Regions from separate parts of the Mus musculus genome. Here region 1 is linked to region 2. Evidence: chromatin loops called from intact Hi-C (ENCODE). Cell type or tissue: heart. All regions are shown on one strand. Links, peaks and the distances in the headings refer to the core of each region. The heading gives the core; the rest is flanking DNA. Region 1 holds the start of Kcnj8 (potassium inwardly-rectifying channel, subfamily J, member 8). Region 2 has its middle 22 kb from the start of Cmas.

Evidence for each region. Peaks named below come from ENCODE experiments on the same cell type or tissue, not always from the same donor. Only the 100,000 strongest peaks of a DNase experiment are listed, where the experiment ranks them.
Region 1: a loop joins it to region 2, with 2.6 times the contacts of the local background. A loop is called at or near these places in 2 of 42 quality-filtered maps.

What each region holds. Positions count from the first base shown.
Region 1 is chr6:142,565,674-142,575,157 of GRCm38, reverse strand. Kcnj8 (potassium inwardly-rectifying channel, subfamily J, member 8) reads left to right here and starts at 3,544. Exons shown (of 3, transcript NM_008428.5): 1 at 3,544-3,974; 2 at 4,705-5,152; 3 at 8,653-9,484. The coding sequence starts at 4,779. In heart, for the core only: a CTCF peak has its summit at 3,668 (motif pointing left); DNase peaks (open chromatin) are centred at 3,017, 3,667 and 4,877; H3K4me3 peaks cover 2,478 bases; H3K27ac peaks cover 575 bases; H3K27me3 peaks cover 3,159 bases.
Region 2 is chr6:142,730,124-142,739,607 of GRCm38, reverse strand. No RefSeq gene overlaps it. Among named protein-coding and RNA genes, the nearest start is that of Cmas, 22 kb to the left of the region's middle. In heart, for the core only: CTCF peaks have their summits at 4,082 (motif pointing right) and 7,885 (motif pointing right); a DNase peak (open chromatin) is centred at 6,417.

The DNA.
Region 1 (9,484 bases), core at 431-8,430, 160 kb after region 2:
GACGTGAGTGCTCCTCTGGAAGATTTTCTAAGTCCTGATGCCTAAGAGTTGAAAACTCACAAGTCAAGTCAAGTCAAAAAGCCATCAGACACGAAGGCCCCACCCTGCCTCTCGGAAGTCCTTTCCAGGGCCTCTCCAGTCTCCATTGGGTAATCAAAACAGCAGACAATTGAAAAAGACATCGGCCTCACACACACACACACACACACACACACACACACACACACACACACTCATGCATGCGCACACACACACACACACACACACACACACACACACACTCATGCATGCGCACACACACACACACATACACACACACACTCATGCATGCACACACACACACACACACACACACTCATGCACGCACACTCATGCATGCACACACACACACACACTCATGCATGCACACACACACACACACACACTCATGCATGCACACACACACACACTCACACACACACACTCATGCATGCACACACACACACACACATACACACACACTCATGCATGCACACACACACACACACTCATGCATGCACACACACACACACACTCATGCATGCACACACACACACACACACACACTCATGCATGCACACACACACACACACACACTCATGCATGCACACACACACACACACTCATGCATGCACACACACACACACACACACTCATGCATGCACACACACACACACACACACTCATGCATGCACACACACACACACACACACACTCATGCATGCACACACACACACACACACTCATGCATGCACACACACACACACACACACACTCATGCATGCACACACACACACACACACACACACACTCATGCATGCACACACACACACACACACACACACACACACTCATGCACGCACATACATGCACGCACGCACGCACGCATGCACTCCTGTGTCTGAAAGCACCTGACAAGCTTTATTTCTTTAGAGAGTAAGAACTTCAGGAACCTCCCTGTATTCATTCTTTCTCATGTTGCTGAAATGAAATACCTGCGAAGCATTGTGTGGAGGGAGGGGTTTGGGATTACGGTTTAGGGAACATGGACCCCGTCTCATCTCGGCGGAGGGAAGGAAGCAGAGGACCTGGATGCTGGTGATCAGCTCACGTTCTCCTTTCTTCTTTCTTTGCTTTGGAGCCCAGCTGCTGAGATACCGTCCATATTCTGCATGAGTCTTCCCTCCTTGGCTCACAACCACAACCACAGATGTGCCCCCCTAGCTGTTTCTAAATCCAGTCATCTTGACATTGAAATGTAACCAGCAAACTCTATTCCTAAATAATAGCTTATAGTGCCTACAAAGAACCTGGAAGATACTCACTTGACAGGAGCAACTATGTCCATGCTAAGAAAGCTGGCTGCCTAAGGAATATAGCACGCGACCTGTCACCTGCTGGTTTACGGGTGCTTCCCGGATGCTGGTTAGATTCATTTCTGCTGTGCCAAGGCTCTTGCCCACATTTCATGGCTGTCTGCTTGTCTATGGAATGCCTTTTTTATTTTACCCCCTACTTTTCAATATATTCCAAATAGATCAAGTTTTTCAACTACTAGATTGGATACCAAACAATTCACAAATCTTCCCCTGGTATGTGAGTTTTCACTGCTTGGGACTCCATTACCATGGCATGCTTTGTATTTTTTTTTTTATTTATTTAACATTTAACATTTTTATCATTTATTTTCTGTGGGGTTTTTTTGTTTGTTTGTTTTGTTTTTTTGTTTTTGTTTTGGCTGTATGTATGTCTTTGCACCCAGTGTGTGCCTGATGCCTACAGAGGTAAGAAGTAGACATTAACTTCCCTGGAACTGGAGTTGCAGAAGGTTGTGAGCTACCCTGTGGGTCCTGGGAATTGAACCCTAGTCCTCCCGAAGAGCATTCAGTGCTCTTCACGACTGAGTCATCTCTCCAGCTCCTCCTTTCCTGTTTTGTTTATGTCCTTTATTGCGTCAGATCTTAGCAACATCACATCTCTGCCAGCACTGTCTGTCTCTTAAGATCATCAACACTGGCACAGATTATACATCCCTAGCTATCTAAACACAAACTACATGTTTAATAACCAGGCATAGTAGTTGGATACTTTAATCCCAGCACTCACGAGGTTGAGTCAGGAGGACTGCCTTGAATGTGAATCGTGTCTGGGCTACATAGTAAACTATCAGTCTGCCTGGGTTTCATAACAACTTCCTGTTTCAAAGGACAGCAATGAAATCACATAAGCACAGAGGAGTAGCCGTGTAGTTCAGTTGGTAGAGTGGTTGTCTATGCACAAGGTCTTAAACAAAACAAAACAAACCCCAGACATGATGGCACACACCTACGATCCCAGCACAAGGAAGATAGGCAGGAGGATTAGAAGTTCAGGGTCACCATAGGCTACACAGCAAGTTCGAGGCCAACTCAGAATATGTGAAACCCTGTCTTCTGAAAAAAAAAAAAAAAAGAGTTTAATGTTTTTGGTGTTAAATTAGTAGACAGTAAATTGCACAGCAAGGTGCACTTCAAACTGTATTTCAGTGGCAGAACTCACAGCACAAATGTTGTCTGCATGGCTGCTATGAGGCTACAACATGAATTACTGCAGAAAACAAAGGAAACAAAAAGAATCTCACTGACAGGACAGGCCCTCCAGAATGCAAGGGGTTAAGCAGATCTACCCACAGTGGAAAAAGGGAAGGGGGGCTCTTCATTTTCCTTCATTAAAGACTAATTTTAGGTCTTTCTAGTAAATTAACATGCTGTTTATACTTCGGATACTCCCGACCCTCAAGTCTTGGAAAACATAAAATTTCCAAGAATTAAAGTTTCCATTAATACAAACGCCAAAAGCAGGATGACCGGCGGGGGGGAAAAAAAGCACATTTGTTCCCCCACCCCCACCCCCGCTCCTTCTCAAAAGCTATAGAAAGACATTTACTGTATAATCTTTCTTGTGCGCAAGTGAGCAGTCTTATCATTCTTACGATCTAGACTGGAGGGAGAGGCCTGCGGCCAAGAGTCAAAACGGAGCCGCGACTGCGCCTGCCTGCCCCGAAGGCAGGTGTGGTGCTGGACTTTGCTTAGCCGTCCTGCTGGGTGTAAATTTTCTTTATTGGAAGAGACTGTTGATGGTGTTTTTGTTGTTAGTCTCTATCTTTGTTTCCCTTTTTGTTTCTTTTGTGTGACTTTAAGTGCCTGAAAACTGGTCTTAGTTGGTGAAATCGGTTTTTTTTCCGAAAGGATTTCAGCCCTCCCACCCCTCTATATTCTAACACGAATAGATTTACAAGTTCAGGGCAGGGACCCCACCCTCACCCCACGCTCACCCCACAATCACCCCACCCAAAACACCTACACTCTCTCTATCTGGTTTTATTTCATCTGAAGTAACCCAGTGATACCCCCCCCCCGCAAGTTACACTTTAAAAAATAATAAATTAAAATCTCTTTGCGTCAGTGAACTTGGGCTCAGAAAGTTCTCTGAGCAGCGAGCCTTTTAAAGATGTGTGTGCCGGTCTGGCAGCAGAATCCGGGCTACTGGGAACCGAGCTGGCTCGGCTGGTGCCTCCTCCCCCGGTGGTCCCTCCCTTCTGGCCGGCTCCCTGCCTCCCCGGCTCCCCCGACTGGCCTCCGCCTCCACTTTCCCCGGCTCGCTCGGAGGTCTGGCCCCAGCTAGGCGGCTGAGGAGCTGGCGGAGCATGGCCACTAGCACCTCTATCCCCAGCTCCTACCCCGCCCTCCCCGTGGCCCGGCAGCAGGAGGGGGGAAGCCAAACCCAACCCTCATCTTCCAGCCCTCCTCCCCGCGTGCACTATGGATCGCACCTTCTAGAGTCTTAACTCAGTTCTGGAGGACCAACATCCCCCGGATCTGCACTTCGGGAGGTCTCTGCTCCCGGGATGCGAGAGCCTGGGACCAGCCCGCCCTGTGCGGAGCTCAAGCCGCAGCCGGGAGCGCAAACCCGAGTCTGTAAGTTGCATCGCGCCTCCCGGGGAGAGGAGGGGAAGCCGGCTATAGCGCAGCCCAAAGCCAAACAGTCAAGGTGTACCCAGATTGGCTCGAGCTGTGCAAATCCACTGCAGACCTCAGCAGTGTCTCTAATCCCCGCGTCGCAAATTACTTTCCAGCATATAGTATGATATAGGTTCAGAGGGAGGGGCGGGGAGTCTGGCTGCCTTTTAAAACGCATCTCGTAAATCCTTCCAATTTAATATCAATCATTTTCAAGTTCGAAAACGCAATGTTTGGTATCTTTTAATTACAGTTAATATTTTCTTAATGAACAGGAAGCAGTTTTCTTCGCTGCTACTAAAAGAATCCCTCCATCTTTCCTTTTAACCTTGCTACTTTATCTAAATAGTTTAGCAAGTAGATAGTGAACCCACTTGGCCTTTAATTTTCGTCCTCAGGCTTGCCTGACTAATCCCGAGACACAAAAGAATATACAGAAAATGCTTAAAGATTTGCTTATAGCGGTTATTTCCAAGAGTGAGCAGGGAGGAGAGAGAGAGAGGGGGGGGGGGATTCCTCCGGTTCTGATCAAAAGTTTTCTCTGGGATCCCAGACCTCAGACACAAAGTGGGTTCTCTTTTGTATTGATCACATCTTTAATTTAATATGTGTGTAAAACAGCATCCCTTTGTACAGATACCTGAGACGAGGAAATGAAGTTGACAGTTTTTAATAAGCGTTTCTCTAGTCTAGGAGGACGCGTGTGGAGGAAAGGAGCCACAGGTTCAGGCAGGTGCATAGGCGGGCTATGGTGAAAGGAAGATGTTGGCCAGGAAGAGCATCATCCCGGAGGAGTATGTGCTGGCGCGCATCGCAGCGGAGAACCTGCGCAAACCGCGCATCCGCGACCGTCTCCCCAAAGCCCGCTTCATCGCCAAGAGCGGAGCCTGCAACCTGGCACACAAGAACATCCGAGAGCAAGGTCGCTTCCTGCAGGACATCTTCACCACCTTGGTAGACCTGAAGTGGCGTCACACGCTGGTCATCTTCACCATGTCCTTCCTCTGCAGCTGGCTGCTCTTCGCTATCATGTGGTGGCTGGTGGCCTTCGCCCACGGGGACATCTATGCTTACATGGAGAAAGGCACCATGGAGAAGAGTGGCCTGGAGTCCGCTGTCTGTGTGACCAATGTCAGGTAAGAATGAAATGGAGTTACCAGCAAAGTAGAAATAAAAAGCTCTTTCAGCTAGTCGATTGTGAAATAAAGGGTCTTCATTGGGCAGTTCAGAAACAAAAAGCAAATACAGGGTGCAGGGTTGAAGTTAGCACATTAAAGTCTTTGTAAATGTAGTTTTACCAACAGGTTTCTGAGAATGTGCGACTGCTTCTTTGTGCTGACCTTGGATGGGTTCAAAGAATTCCTGACTCCCCCCCCCCCAACAACAACAACAAACAACAACAACAAAAAAAAAAAACCACAGTTCGTTTTCACCACAAGGATGTCCAGTGTGCACCAGGAAATATTCCCAGTCCATCCAAAGCACTGTGCAAATACAAGAAATATTTTTTTTCTGTAAAGCAGTCTTAATTTTAAAATACACTAAAAATAAAATAACAGAAGTAAATAAAAGCCCTTCTTTATCAAGGTTATTTTGGCATCTCTGACAGATTTTTTTAGATTTAAAAAAATTAAAGCTTATTCTAAAATTTAGAAGAGAGAGTTGTAGTGAAAATTAGTCCAGATTTTCACAAACGGGGTTGAATAGACAGCAAGTGGATATTGAGGTCTCTTTCCAAAGCTTCCACAGAGCAGGAACAAGGCAGCTTTTAGGTTATCTAAATTTGACTTCTGCATTTAGGGATGCTTCAAAGTCAGCTAACACGCACTGGGGTTCCACGTCTCTCTTCTCTATTCCCAAGAGGCCCCAAACACTGCAATGGGGCAAACTTTTTAGTTTGTTTCTTTGGGTGGAGACATAATTGCTAAGGCAGAGAGACTGAGGGCGCTCCAGCCAGGCAGGAAAGGACTTCCAGCGGTCCTGGATCCTATAAAAGTAGCAGAGCATGGCATAGACACCCATAGCTGGGAGCAGAGCTCCTCATGATCTTACTTGCCCTTCCACTTGGCCAAGTAATTGCCAGGCCGACATGTCAAAGAGAGACATCACCTTAGACCACACACAGATTCCAGCTCAGATTTGTCATGAGAGCAATGTACTAGAAAGACCTGGGCTTTACCACTGGGCAGATAGGATTTTCTTTATTCAAGCTTTTGCCTCAACAACAATGAGAATAAGAACCCCAGGTGAGCAGACAACTAGGGACATGGAGAACAAAGTCCTCTCTGTGTTTAAATATTTCGGCTGTGTTTAAGAGATTTGATGCTGTAATGCTGAGTCTCTCTCATGGACTTACTGGCCTTGACTTGGCTGCTGAGGGCATTCATATTCAAACAAGGTTCCAGCAAACGGGAAAGAAAAAAGGTCCTGACAAAGAGAAGTAGGAAAAACGATCATGACAACCTTGAAAATAAACTAATTTTACTCAAGATGATCTATTGTCACTACCCATGAAAAATAACTTAGTAGATTTAAATATATATCATCAAAAAGGGATTATTCTTCCTAGGATGTCTTCTAGGAAGAGAATTCTATAGCATTCACTGGTCCCTAAAATCTGCTTCTTATGACTTCTTATCAAGCAAGATATTCTGAAGAGCATTTACTTCCTACATGCATTCCTAATGGTGTTGAGAGGTGAGAAATGGTGTCAACATTACAGTGAAGCAGCGGTGACTTTCTCAACAGCGCCAGCTTTTAAATCTCGCTCCTTAGCATATTTAAAGCTCATTCTCTTCCTAGAGAACTTTAAACATGCACAATTCCAACTGTTTACATTGCCAATTTGTTGTCAGGCAGCTTTGGTGTCAGGCAAATCATCAGATTCGGAAGCACCTTCCTCTCAGAGGCTGTCCACCAGTATTTCCAACATCCCTTGGTTGCTCTTACTTTAGGGTGGCTCACTTTCTCCTTTGTGCAAAGATGACTTTCCAAAGTGAGTCCGAAAATAGAAACTATGTTATTTTATGTTATTTTTCTCATTATTGTTCAGCTGATACCAGGCCCTCAGCCCTGCTCTATTGAAGGCTTTTTTTTTTTCACTTGAGATTTTTTTAGCAAGCGAGGTGTCCAGATAAGATTGGCTCTTATATTAGATAGAGAAATTGAATTCCATTTTAAAATAAACAATATGAAAACACAGTGCATGAACCGTCTCCCAAGCCATGGACAGACATTGGACTCTTCTCTCACATACAAACCAACATTAAAGCTCCATGTTATATGTGTGCCCTCTTCTGAGATCCATTTCTACTGTCTGTGCTATTGTCAGTCCATGCCACATATCTCGAAGTGTGTGGGTAGGGCAGAAGTCAGTTCTTACAGTTTTGCACAAACGCTTTTTCAGAGATAAAAGGCTCCTTTCCTACCCCCACTTGAAAGCTGATGGATGTGTACAGACTCACGCTCCTGGCTTCCTGCCAGAGGGCAGCGTGTATTGAGTGCTCAAAGTTCAAATGTTTTGTTCACTCATTGTGCCTGGCATTCATAGATAATATTTTGACAGACTGTAACATCTGGTTTCTCTCCTATGAAGTTAAAGAAGTGTGGAATTGGGGTTGAGTGTCAGGAATTGGGTCTGTGATGAAGTGCCAGCAATACTGGGTATGCAATCAGGCGAAGAATTTGCTAATAACAAAATGTGATTCTTCTCAGCCAGAGATTAGCAGAATTACCCAGGAGACTTTCTGAGACTCACTCAGGTCCAGGAGGAGTCCCCCCCCCCCCCAAACCCTTGTCTAATCGCTAAGATGGGAAGGGGATGTGCGACCACAAAACACCTTCCCAGGAAAATCCTGACACCGGCTGACTCTTTCCCCTTGCTCCTTTGAGAGCAGCAGGCCAGATCTAACAGGACTCATGGATGGAGTCATTACACAGACATAGTCTTGACAGAGTCACTTAGTAACCAACACTTGAAACTCCTTTAATAGTTTCCAAGTTCTCTGGGTCACATAGAAAACAAGATAATCAACCAAAAATTTCTCTTCTCCAAATGGAGAAATAACTCTCCTTATTAAAATACTGATGTTTTCTGGATGGTGTGTTTTATACCATGTTTTACCACTGTACTAAGTTTTGTAATCAGGACAATCAATCACTGGATAATGGCTATAATTCTAGAAGCTATAAATAATAAAACATTCAGCACTCAGTAGCTTCCACATGACTCAAGTCTCTCAAACACAGGTAGGTAATAAATAACAAACACCTGCCTGGTAGAAAATTCCAGAAAGTAAGTTAGGCTTTGGTAAAAATGATATATACTACAATTTATATTTAGTTGTTTATTTATGAATGTTTTCACACGGTATATGATCTAGGAAACATTAGTGAAATCGTATCCCCAAATCTGGAAGTACATACATAGGTACAAACGGAAAAGGAAGAGGAGTGGGGTGGGGGAGGCTATCAGGAGGTAGTGAGGGGGTGGGGGAGAGAGGAGCAGGGAGGATGCTTGTATTTAAAATTAGTCTTTCCGGAATCGCTAGGCTGTAGTAGTAGGCACTGCTCTTCCTGGGCTCTTTTCATCACGCACTCGCTGACCTGACATCATTTCTGATATTGGTCCTTACAGGTCATTCACGTCTGCGTTTCTCTTCTCCATTGAGGTTCAAGTGACCATTGGGTTTGGAGGGAGAATGATGACTGAGGAATGCCCTCTGGCCATCACGGTTTTGATTCTGCAGAACATCGTGGGTCTGATCATCAACGCAGTCATGTTGGGCTGCATCTTCATGAAGACGGCGCAGGCCCACAGAAGGGCAGAGACGCTGATTTTCAGCCGCCATGCTGTGATTGCCGTCCGCAATGGCAAGCTGTGCTTCATGTTCCGGGTGGGTGACCTGAGGAAGAGCATGATCATTAGCGCCTCGGTGCGCATCCAGGTGGTCAAGAAAACCACGACGCCAGAAGGGGAGGTGGTGCCTATTCATCAGCAGGACATTCCTGTTGATAATCCCATCGAGAGCAATAATATCTTCCTAGTGGCCCCATTGATCATCTGCCACGTGATTGACAAGCGTAGCCCCCTGTATGATATCTCAGCAACTGACCTTGCCAATCAAGACCTGGAGGTCATAGTGATTCTCGAGGGCGTGGTAGAAACCACAGGCATCACCACACAAGCACGGACCTCCTACATTGCCGAGGAGATCCAGTGGGGACACCGCTTCGTGTCAATTGTGACTGAGGAGGAGGGCGTGTACTCTGTGGACTATTCCAAATTTGGTAACACGGTGAGAGTGGCTGCGCCAAGATGCAGTGCCCGGGAGCTGGATGAGAAGCCTTCCATCCTGATTCAGACCCTCCAAAAGAGCGAACTGTCGCACCAGAATTCTCTGCGGAAGCGCAACTCCATGAGGAGAAACAACTCCATGAGGAGAAACAACTCCATCAGGAGGAATAAC
Region 2 (9,484 bases), core at 578-8,577:
AATAGGAGGGGGAATAGTTAATGTGGTACTAATAAAGTCAAAGCGTCTTGATTATATCACAACATTAGAAGACCTACACAATTCCAGGTTATTGTCCAATAACTGCTCACATGTCTTAGCTAGTGTTTATCACTACCTTCCTATATCACTCAATTTATAGTCTTTTTTTTTTTCTTCTCTACTAGGCACCTCAGTATAGGATAGGATGACCCAAGCATTGACTCCTGAAGGATTTGTCTGAATCTTGTGGTTTTTTTCCCCATTGACCTTAACATCAAGGCACTGAAATGCTCCCATAGATCGTCTGCATTCTAGAGAGACTCTGATTTTATTGTGGCGTAGTTGCTTAGTTTCCCTTTGAGAAACAGGACCAGGCACAAAAGCTGACACCATACTTCAGTCTTTGCCTGAGGAGTGCAGCGTGGAGAGGTGACAATCAGTGGAGTCATTGTTGTGTCTCTGGCTGAGAGCATTCTTTCCTCTGAAACTGTGACCTCCTATGTCAGCTTCTGTGGCATGTTAATTATGGCAGCCAAAAGGGGGCTTCTGGTTGCCAGACATCAATACTTTGACATTTGGACCTTGGTAGTCAACCTCAGGAGGAGGAAGTGGCCATATAAGGGACTACACCTTGGTGGATCGCATAGGGCATGTAATCTGTGGTTTAGCCAGGGGGGCAGAGAGAAAGGCAAAACCTGTTGGTGGGCACCAAGCTTGCTATGCTCTGTCCTGCCAGAGCCCTTTGACCCCTCTTGCATGTTTCATGGTTTTGGTGTCACACTAACCTTGGCAGTTCTCCAGGAATGCAGCCTTGACTCAGGTCGCCATTGCTCTTAAATGAAAGGGGCTCTGGCGGGCACGTTTGGCTTTTCCCACCACCAGCGTTCCAATGTCATGGATCAAGGAATGCTTGTTGACATTACACCTACTGCTAAGAGTGCTAAATCCGACTATATGTTCTGGAACTGTGAAAATCACACAAGTTCTGTTCAGGGATCTGTGGTATGGACATAGAGTGGTCCCTGGCCTCTATAAGCCTCTACTCTAGTGAGCAGCACTTATGGTCACCTACAGCCATTGTCATTTCATACGCAGCCTCTGGAAGTCTCCCATAGCTCTGAGCAATTGATTTTGTCTTGTGTAAAGATACCCTGGTTAGAAGCTAGAGATCCCTCTAGGGAAAGGCTGGGAGAAATATTAACCACACAAAATGTTTGACTGAGAACAAAGGTTTTCGGTCTCATTCCAAAGTTTTTGATTTTGTAAACTGGCACAAATGTAGGAATTGGGCAAAAGGCTGTGACAAAAGGCTTTTGTGTGTGTGTGTGTGTGTGTGTGTGTGTGTGTGTGTGTGTGTGTGTGTGATTTGAATTAGAGGTTCATTGGCTTGATGTGGAAGTTTCTTTTGTCATGTATGGGGTGAGAATTGAGCCTGACTTGTCTACCTTAATCCTAGACTCACTATGATTAACTAGCTAAGGCCTTAGCTTCACATAAGCCAGTCCTTCAGGCACCTGGCCTAGCATCATGATGAACTCTGCTAAGATGAGATAATTTTAAGAATATTTATTTTATGTTAAATTATGTGTTCATGAAGGCAGGTGCCTGCAGAAGGCAGAAGAAAGCATTGGATCTCTTCAAGCTGGAGTTATAGGCAGTTGTGAGCCACCCACCATGGGTTCTGGGGACATAACTTGGGTGCTCTGCAAGGGCAGCTGGTGCTCTTAACCGCTGAGCCATCACTCCGGTCCCCTACATGAAATAATTCCTGACACACAGAAAGGACCTTGATCCTCAGTTGCCTTTCACTTCGGTTGAAAAATATTTGTGCTGAAGATAGACCTGGATTCAAACCCCATTCTGTGGCTCTCCTAGCTGAGTAATTTGAGATGTCAAAGTTAACAAAGCTTAATGGAAGTCACAAGTGGCCAGCAGATAGTGTGCCCTTAGAGTCTGGTGACTGCAGTTGAGCTCATTGCTATTGTCATTGTGATTGTCACTGCCGTCCAGCATGCTGTGTGCAGTTGGGAGCTGCAGTGAGAAGCTCAGCAGAATGAAAGCGTATCTGGCACTTTGGGTCCCTCCTTGATAACGTGCATGGCTGGAAGGCTGGGAAGTCCACGCTGAAGGAGGGAGAGAGAGTGGGAGGGAGGGGAGGAATCTCCTGTGCTCTGGACTCTTTCCCTTCAGGGCTGGCTAGAGCCAGCTCACAAGAGTTGACTAGTAAATTTCTCAGAATGTTTTAAGGTCAAATTAAACGTAATTTTTTGTATATATAAATAACAAGTCATATGGATTTATAATTAAATAAATTGTACTGGGAATTCATTCTCAAAGTATGCTTTTTGGATCAGTTTTACTTAGTTTTCTTAGTCAATGGGATGAGACCCCACCGAGCCCTACACAACTCTCCTTGTTGAGCACCTTCAATCTTTACGTTTTGCCAGATCTGCTTTATGTAAATCTGCTATTACATCGCTAGCATTCCACATGGCTTTTAGTCCTCTAGCCTTATTAACTCGAATTCTTCCTCCACTGAATTGTGCTCTAAATTTATATTTATGAGGCTGACTCTAGCTGGTCAGGTTCATTAATTTATGTATATTATTTTTGAGGCAGAGCCTCATGTAGCCCAGGTTAGCCTCAAACTTGCCATATATACATATATATCTACAAAGATGACTTAACTCCTGATCCTCCTGTATCTTTATCCCAAACTCTGAGATCAAATCTAAGCAATATAGGCTTATAGGCATGTTACCATCCTGTTCAGTGTATGGGGTGCAGGGCTTTATGCGTGCTAAGGAAGCACTCTACCAACTGCACTATACCCCATGCCTCGAAAGACATAGTGAGAGTTTTGTTGCTGGTTCTGCTTCCTCCACTTAGTCTCTTCTGCTTCCTGTAGGATAGTACTCAGTACACATGTATGCTCACACACACACACACACACACACACACACACAAACATGCACACACACTTATATACACATCTAAACATGCACATACACACATACCCATACATACACACATACAAACATATATGCACACATACACACACGCACACCACACACACACATGCCCATGCACATGTGCACACATACTTATATACACACATAAACACATATACACACATATGCACACGTACATGTGCACACACTTATTCATATGTACACACACATATACACACACTCCTATATATATATGCTCATATATTCTGTTTTCTCACTTTTCCTAAATAAGTGATGGGGTTATGCATATTTTTCTTTTCATTTAAATATATACACAGGTGTAAGTCTATAGTAGCATTGTGAATATAATCATTTAATGAAGAGGTTGGAGAAATAGTTTGAATATTTTACCAAGTAAAATTGTGATCCTTTGCAGGCTTTTGTGGAAATCGATTATCACATACACACATATACACACACATACACACGCACAGCACACACAATTGCATCAATTGGTAATCAGAATTTGATGCCTTAACTACATATGTTAGCTTTTGCATTTGTATATGTTTTAGCTGGTGTTTGTACACCGTAAAAAATTGGCTAGGTTTGGGTTGATTAGTAACATTTTAATTCTCTATATCGTTAAATAAAATTCAACACAAATTAGAGACACTTGGGCAAAGGGAAGCTCAGTAGAGGAACGAGCTCCATAGATTGGTCTGTGGACATGTCTGTCTGCCGGAGACTTTTCCTGATTGCTGTGGGAAGGCTCAGCCCACTGTGGGCATTGATAGCGCTGGGCAGGTGGTCCTGGAGCCACCTGAGCCCCTAAGGAAGCAAAGTGAGCAAGCCTTGGTGAGCAAGCCAGTAAGCTGCACTCCTCTGTGGTCTCCGGTTCAGCATCAGCCTTGAATTCCTATCTTGGCTTCCCTCGATGACAGATGGATACCTGTAAGCCAAGTACACTTTGAAAATCTCTCTGGGTTGGTGTTTTATCACAGGAAGAGAGAAACAAGCTAGGAGTGCGGTATAGAAAGAATGCACTCTAGTGAAACAATGTAACTCTCCAAATGTAGTACAAATCACACATCTGATTTCCAGAAAGAAAATTGTCTGGTGAGACAGTAGATGGCGCTATTAGCACACAATTGTGAGAGCTTGGGTTTTTAAGGCACACCATCACAGGACTTAGATTTAGTAAAGTGTCCAGTGCTGTCCCCAAAGTGAAAGCTCTAGTGTAAATTTCTATACTGTGACTTATCAGAATTTTTAAAATGGAATTTTATTTGTGAAATTGTATGTTTTTGTTTATGTCTCATCTATAACTTTTCCCCAATAATAAGGTCCACGTCTGCATTCAATTTTTTGTGATAACTTAATAAATTCATCACTTCAGTGCCACATTACTTAAGCTGCAGACAGACCACTCCCGAGCACTAACCAATAGGTTGTGTCCTTAATGTATTTTATAAAGACCAATATTTTGAAAATCATAATTGACTCAGTATACAAAACAGAATTTGGTTGTCTTCCTTAGGCTTGTCTGCTCGCTTATTTATTTATGTATTTGTTTATTCACTTATGTGTACTAGGGATTCAACCGAGAACCTTCTATTTGCTAGACAAACACTCTGTCGCTGGGCTACACCCCCTGTCTTTATTTATTTTTGAACCTTTAGTTTTGGTCTCATTATTTGCCAAGGCCGATTGAATCTGTGATCCTCCTGCCTCCACCTCCCAGGTAGCTGGGCATACAGGTGGGCATCACTGAGCTTGGCATAGGATTTTGTCTTTGCTTTGCTCAGCAGTGTTTAAAGTTTTAATGAGCTCTACTCTCCATCGGGGTCACAGACCTCAGGTCTCCTCTAGATAGGTGGTGTACTGGCATGTCTGTGGCTCTCGGGACAAACAACACTTCCTTCTGGATTCCTGCATAGATTCCTTTTCTGCCTACCTCCCTTGCTTTTCTGCTTCTTCCTGACCTGTGGGAGTGTCACAGGAAACCACCTTTATGGAATTCTTTTCCTTCTCTATACATTGTATCTCAGTTGTATCACCCCATGCCCATAGTTGAAGCTCTTTCCATGCTCTGAGCATTATCTCATCCTCAAGGCTTAACTTTACAGGAACCGCTGCAGAGAACTCACAGGTAATGCAGTTATCCTGCTGTTCTACAAAGCCATGGGGTGTGCTACATACATACATGAGAAGTTCTACATACCATTTGCTCAGTGACAATGCCCTGCTTGATACAGCAGCCCCAAACTCCTCTCTGGATTCCAGACATATAATTAGACCACCTTTAAAAATCTCAAATTGCATGTGTTCCACGTTTTTCCTCTTTATCATCTCAGATAATATCAACTTTGCTTTTGTTATTGTTCAAGCCACAACATAGAAAGCTTTTGACTCGCTTATTTCCAGCCCACCCACAATCCCATTGGCCAGATCTTTAACACGTGCCCAGACTCTGACTGCTGCGGGATCACCTGCAAGTCCATCATCTTTCGCCTGAATTATCCAGCTAGCCTTCCAAGTAGCCTGGCTATTTCCATTCCTCTTGCCTTGCACAGATGAAGCAGTGTGACCTTGTCCTAATGGAAGCCAGACCACCCCACCTTTCTTCTCAACACCCCACAGACCACCCCGTGCTTCTATTCACCACTCCGCCTGATCACTCTCGATCAGATAATTCACTGTCTTAAATCGCTTATCCATAGCTCAGCTTCTGGGTTCATATCTGAGGCATCCTGGCTCAGCCACGACTTATTCATTTTAGATATTAAAAAGGTTAGAAATATTTATGTTTGGCCTCTGCATAACCTAGACCTGGAAACGTGAAGCTGAATTATTTCATAGCATCACGATCCCTACACGAAGACAGAGCAATTTTCACACAATGACACTATTTTAATAGGAGACAGTCTAACGGGCCACATCATTTTTTTTCATGAAAAAGGAACTCTTTTATTACCCCAAATTTGGATGGAAAAATAATATAAGTATTTTTAATCTATCTATCTATCTATCTATCTATCTATCTATCTATCTATCTATCTATCTATCGTGTGTGTGTGTGTGTGTGTGTGTGTGTGTATGTATGTGCAAGTATGGCTTTCATGTGGAGGTCAGAAGACAACTTGCAGGAGTCAGTTCTCCCACCGTTCAGGTCCCTGGGATTTGACTTAATAGCAAGCACCTTTCTCCAGTTGAGCCATCATTGGTGCGGAACCAAAAACTTGTGTGTGAAGATGACTTTTCCTCTACTCCCACAGTCAGTCCCTTGGTGTCCAAACTCTCTGGGGATGAAATGACACACTCGCTTTCATACCTGGGTCTCTAGAGACAGCTAATGACCAAATAGAGCCCAGATCACCCCCATTCCCCATGGTCTCTTTGCAGCTAATCCATCGGGAAAGCATCCTTCCCTCGGTACTTGAGCTATGGCTCAGAGTCACACAAAGTCCCTTCCTCTCTCATGCCCCGGTGTTCCTCGAGTGACTTTTTAGGCTCATGGATGTTCTGCGTCTCTTTTATTTTGGGATTGCATGTCTTGAAACAGCTGGAGAGTGTTAATGGGCCAGCACAGGCGTTCAGGTCTGCACGTCCGCTCTCTGCTCTCAGCTCTCCCACTCTCAGAATGAGGGAAACGTCCTGGACTACAGTTCTCACAACACAAAGGGGACTCGAAGCCTGGGGATTGTCTTCAGTGGGAGACAAGCTATTTTTCAATTTGGCTCTAGACCAAGTCCCAGAAAATGTGAAACCATTGATTACATATGACTCCGTTTGGCCCCGAAGCGGAAATTATACAAACACACAAGAGCAACCTTTAATTTTCCCACACTCTTTCATTTCCCCAGATATATTGTTTAAATTTGGACTGCTCTACCCCAAGTCCCACGGGAGTGACACTTCCCACATGTCAGAGTTTTAGTTCAGTCCTAGGCTCTAAGGGACCAATTTTAAGGTCATGTAAAACAACCTCAAAAGTTCTTGTCTGGCTTTCTTCTCAGGAGGAGAAGGCAGACACAAGCCACTTTAGACATAACAGTTCATATTGACCTTTAATTTGGTGGGTTCTCCATGAAGCTTACAGCTGTGGAATTTCTTAAGATTAACAGAAGGCATTAGTGCCTTTTGTTGAATAAATGGGTAGGTGTTCAAAGAGAGATGCAAATTGCTTGATTTTCCTTTTGGTCAACTCTACTCTTTTATAAAGTTTAACAAGATTATAAACCCCATAACAGACAGAACACAACAGAGCATGTGGTCAGCATGACCCTGCTCTGAGTCAAGTTATTTTCCTGTGTCAATGGCTGGCAGGCATACTACAGGAACAACATGAAATAGCTGGTGGGCATGGAACAAAATGGTTACAGCTATGCTGGAGGCAGGAGGCCAACCTCAACAGTCTTGTCACGGTTTTGGTTTGCATTTCTGAGAAGAACAAAGATAGTAGGTTCTATAACCAGTCTCTTTTAACCTGTTGGCAAGTAAGATCAGAATATCATGAGAGACTGACAGATAGCATAAAGGAGAAATTAAAGTGCCTCTATTTAGTAAAGGAATAGGTGTTCAGAGAAATGCAAATTGCTTGATTTTCCTTTTGGTCAACTCTACTCTTTTATTAACTTAAAAATGATAAATGATGTCCTGTAAGATTTTTTCTTTTTTTTAAAAAAGAGTTTTCTTTTTGTAGTGTAGGGCTTACTGCATGCTAGGCAAGAACTCTACAACTGAGCTATAGTTCTCAAAATTAGAGTTGTTCTTTTTAAAAAGTTAAGGTTTTTAGCATGTAGCAATATCCTAATTTAATAAATTGTTAGGTTTGGTTCTTTTTAAAATGTTTATTTTTATTTTATGAGTGTACCTGTTTTTTGAGTTCACGTATCTGTGTGCATTGTCTGGAGCCTGCAGAGGCCAGAAGAGGGCACTGGAGTTCTGGAACTAGAGTTACAGATGGTTGTGAGCCGCCAGGTGTGTTCTGGGAACTGAATGGTTTCTGCTAGAGTGTCTAGAGCTCTTACCTGCTGAGCCATCCCTCCAGTGGCAGGATTAGTTCTTCAGATACTATTTTGCATGCTCTTAAGAAGGAAACAGTTAAGTGATTACACAAAGTGAGTATGTCTTGATATGTATTATTTATTAATCCATACGATTTGTACTTTTGGGTATTTGTGAATTTTAAAATTTAAATATGAGACTATTCAACAGGTAAAAAAGCACTTGCCTCATAAGTCTAACAACCTGAGGTTGGTGTGCCAAGAACCCATTGTGGCAAGAGAGAATGAACTCTCAGACCTCTGTCCTCTAATGTCCACATGTGTACTGTGACATGTACCAACCTACTTACACATACAAAAAAAATCATAATTATAGAATAAAAACTACGAAAAATTACTATAAACTTATTTCTTAAAATTCAAGGGGGTTACATAAAGGAAAGAGTAGAATATTCTAGAATTCAGACTTGCTGTTAGTCTTTCCCATAGAAGAGCTAATGCTTGGACAAGTTGGAGACTTAGCTGGTCACCTCGATGTGTCACCATTTCCTAGAAGAAGATGGTCTCCCAGGTGATCTTTCAGTGCTTCAGGTTCTTCTGGGTCCCCTACCTCACCTTCCTGTGAACTCTCTCTGGGTCTTATAAATTAAGGTACTGCAGGGCTGCAGGGCCTCAGGACTCAGTTCCCTGGCACCTCACTTTTTAGTATGCTGAGTAGACACCACTGCTCATGAGCAGAGCTGAAGTCACCCGGGAAGCAATGTGAGGGATGAGGTGTGATACCAGATAGCGGGTGGATTTCAACAATTTCACCTTGCAGTGGCAGAAAGTGGAGCTTCTTTGTGTATACAGTTGTTCAGGACAAAAGTGACAAGGCAGTTGGGTGTATTCCTAACTCCCTTCATTTGTAGAGAAGCCTCACAAAGGAAGGAGAAGATGATCCAAGGAAAGTTTGTGAATTTACCTCGAAAGATCCAGAGTAGAGACCAGTATCTATCTGAAGGCCTTGGTAGAGGACACATGGCGCTGAGCTGAGATGGACCAGAGGAGTGGCATCGCCCCTGACCGTTCCAGTGCTGGCTGGACAGATGGATATCTGAAAGGCTCATCAGAGGCATCTTAGGAAGCAAAGCAGAATCTTGCACAGCACATTCTCAGGCGACAGCGGGCATGCAACTCTGCTACTTCTGTCATGGCTTCTGTAGGATGGCTGCGAAGGGACCGCGAGTCAATTGGGAAAGTGCTTCATTGGTATTCATTCCCCAGACAATGCTAAAAGTGCGTCCTTTATGAAAATGTTCCCCAAATGTACAAATGGCTGAGAGCCAGCTTCCTATGCACAGACAGACAACCAAAAGAGGCGTTCAACACCAGCTCTCCAAGTGTGTCACTGTGGTGTGGTTCTGTTTTTCTAACCCCAAGGAGTACAGACTTGCTTTCCGACAGCCGTTTTTTACTTCTTAGCATTTCATTGTAATCAAATTGCCATTGACATCTGTTTTCCAGCAAGGAGATGTTCCCACA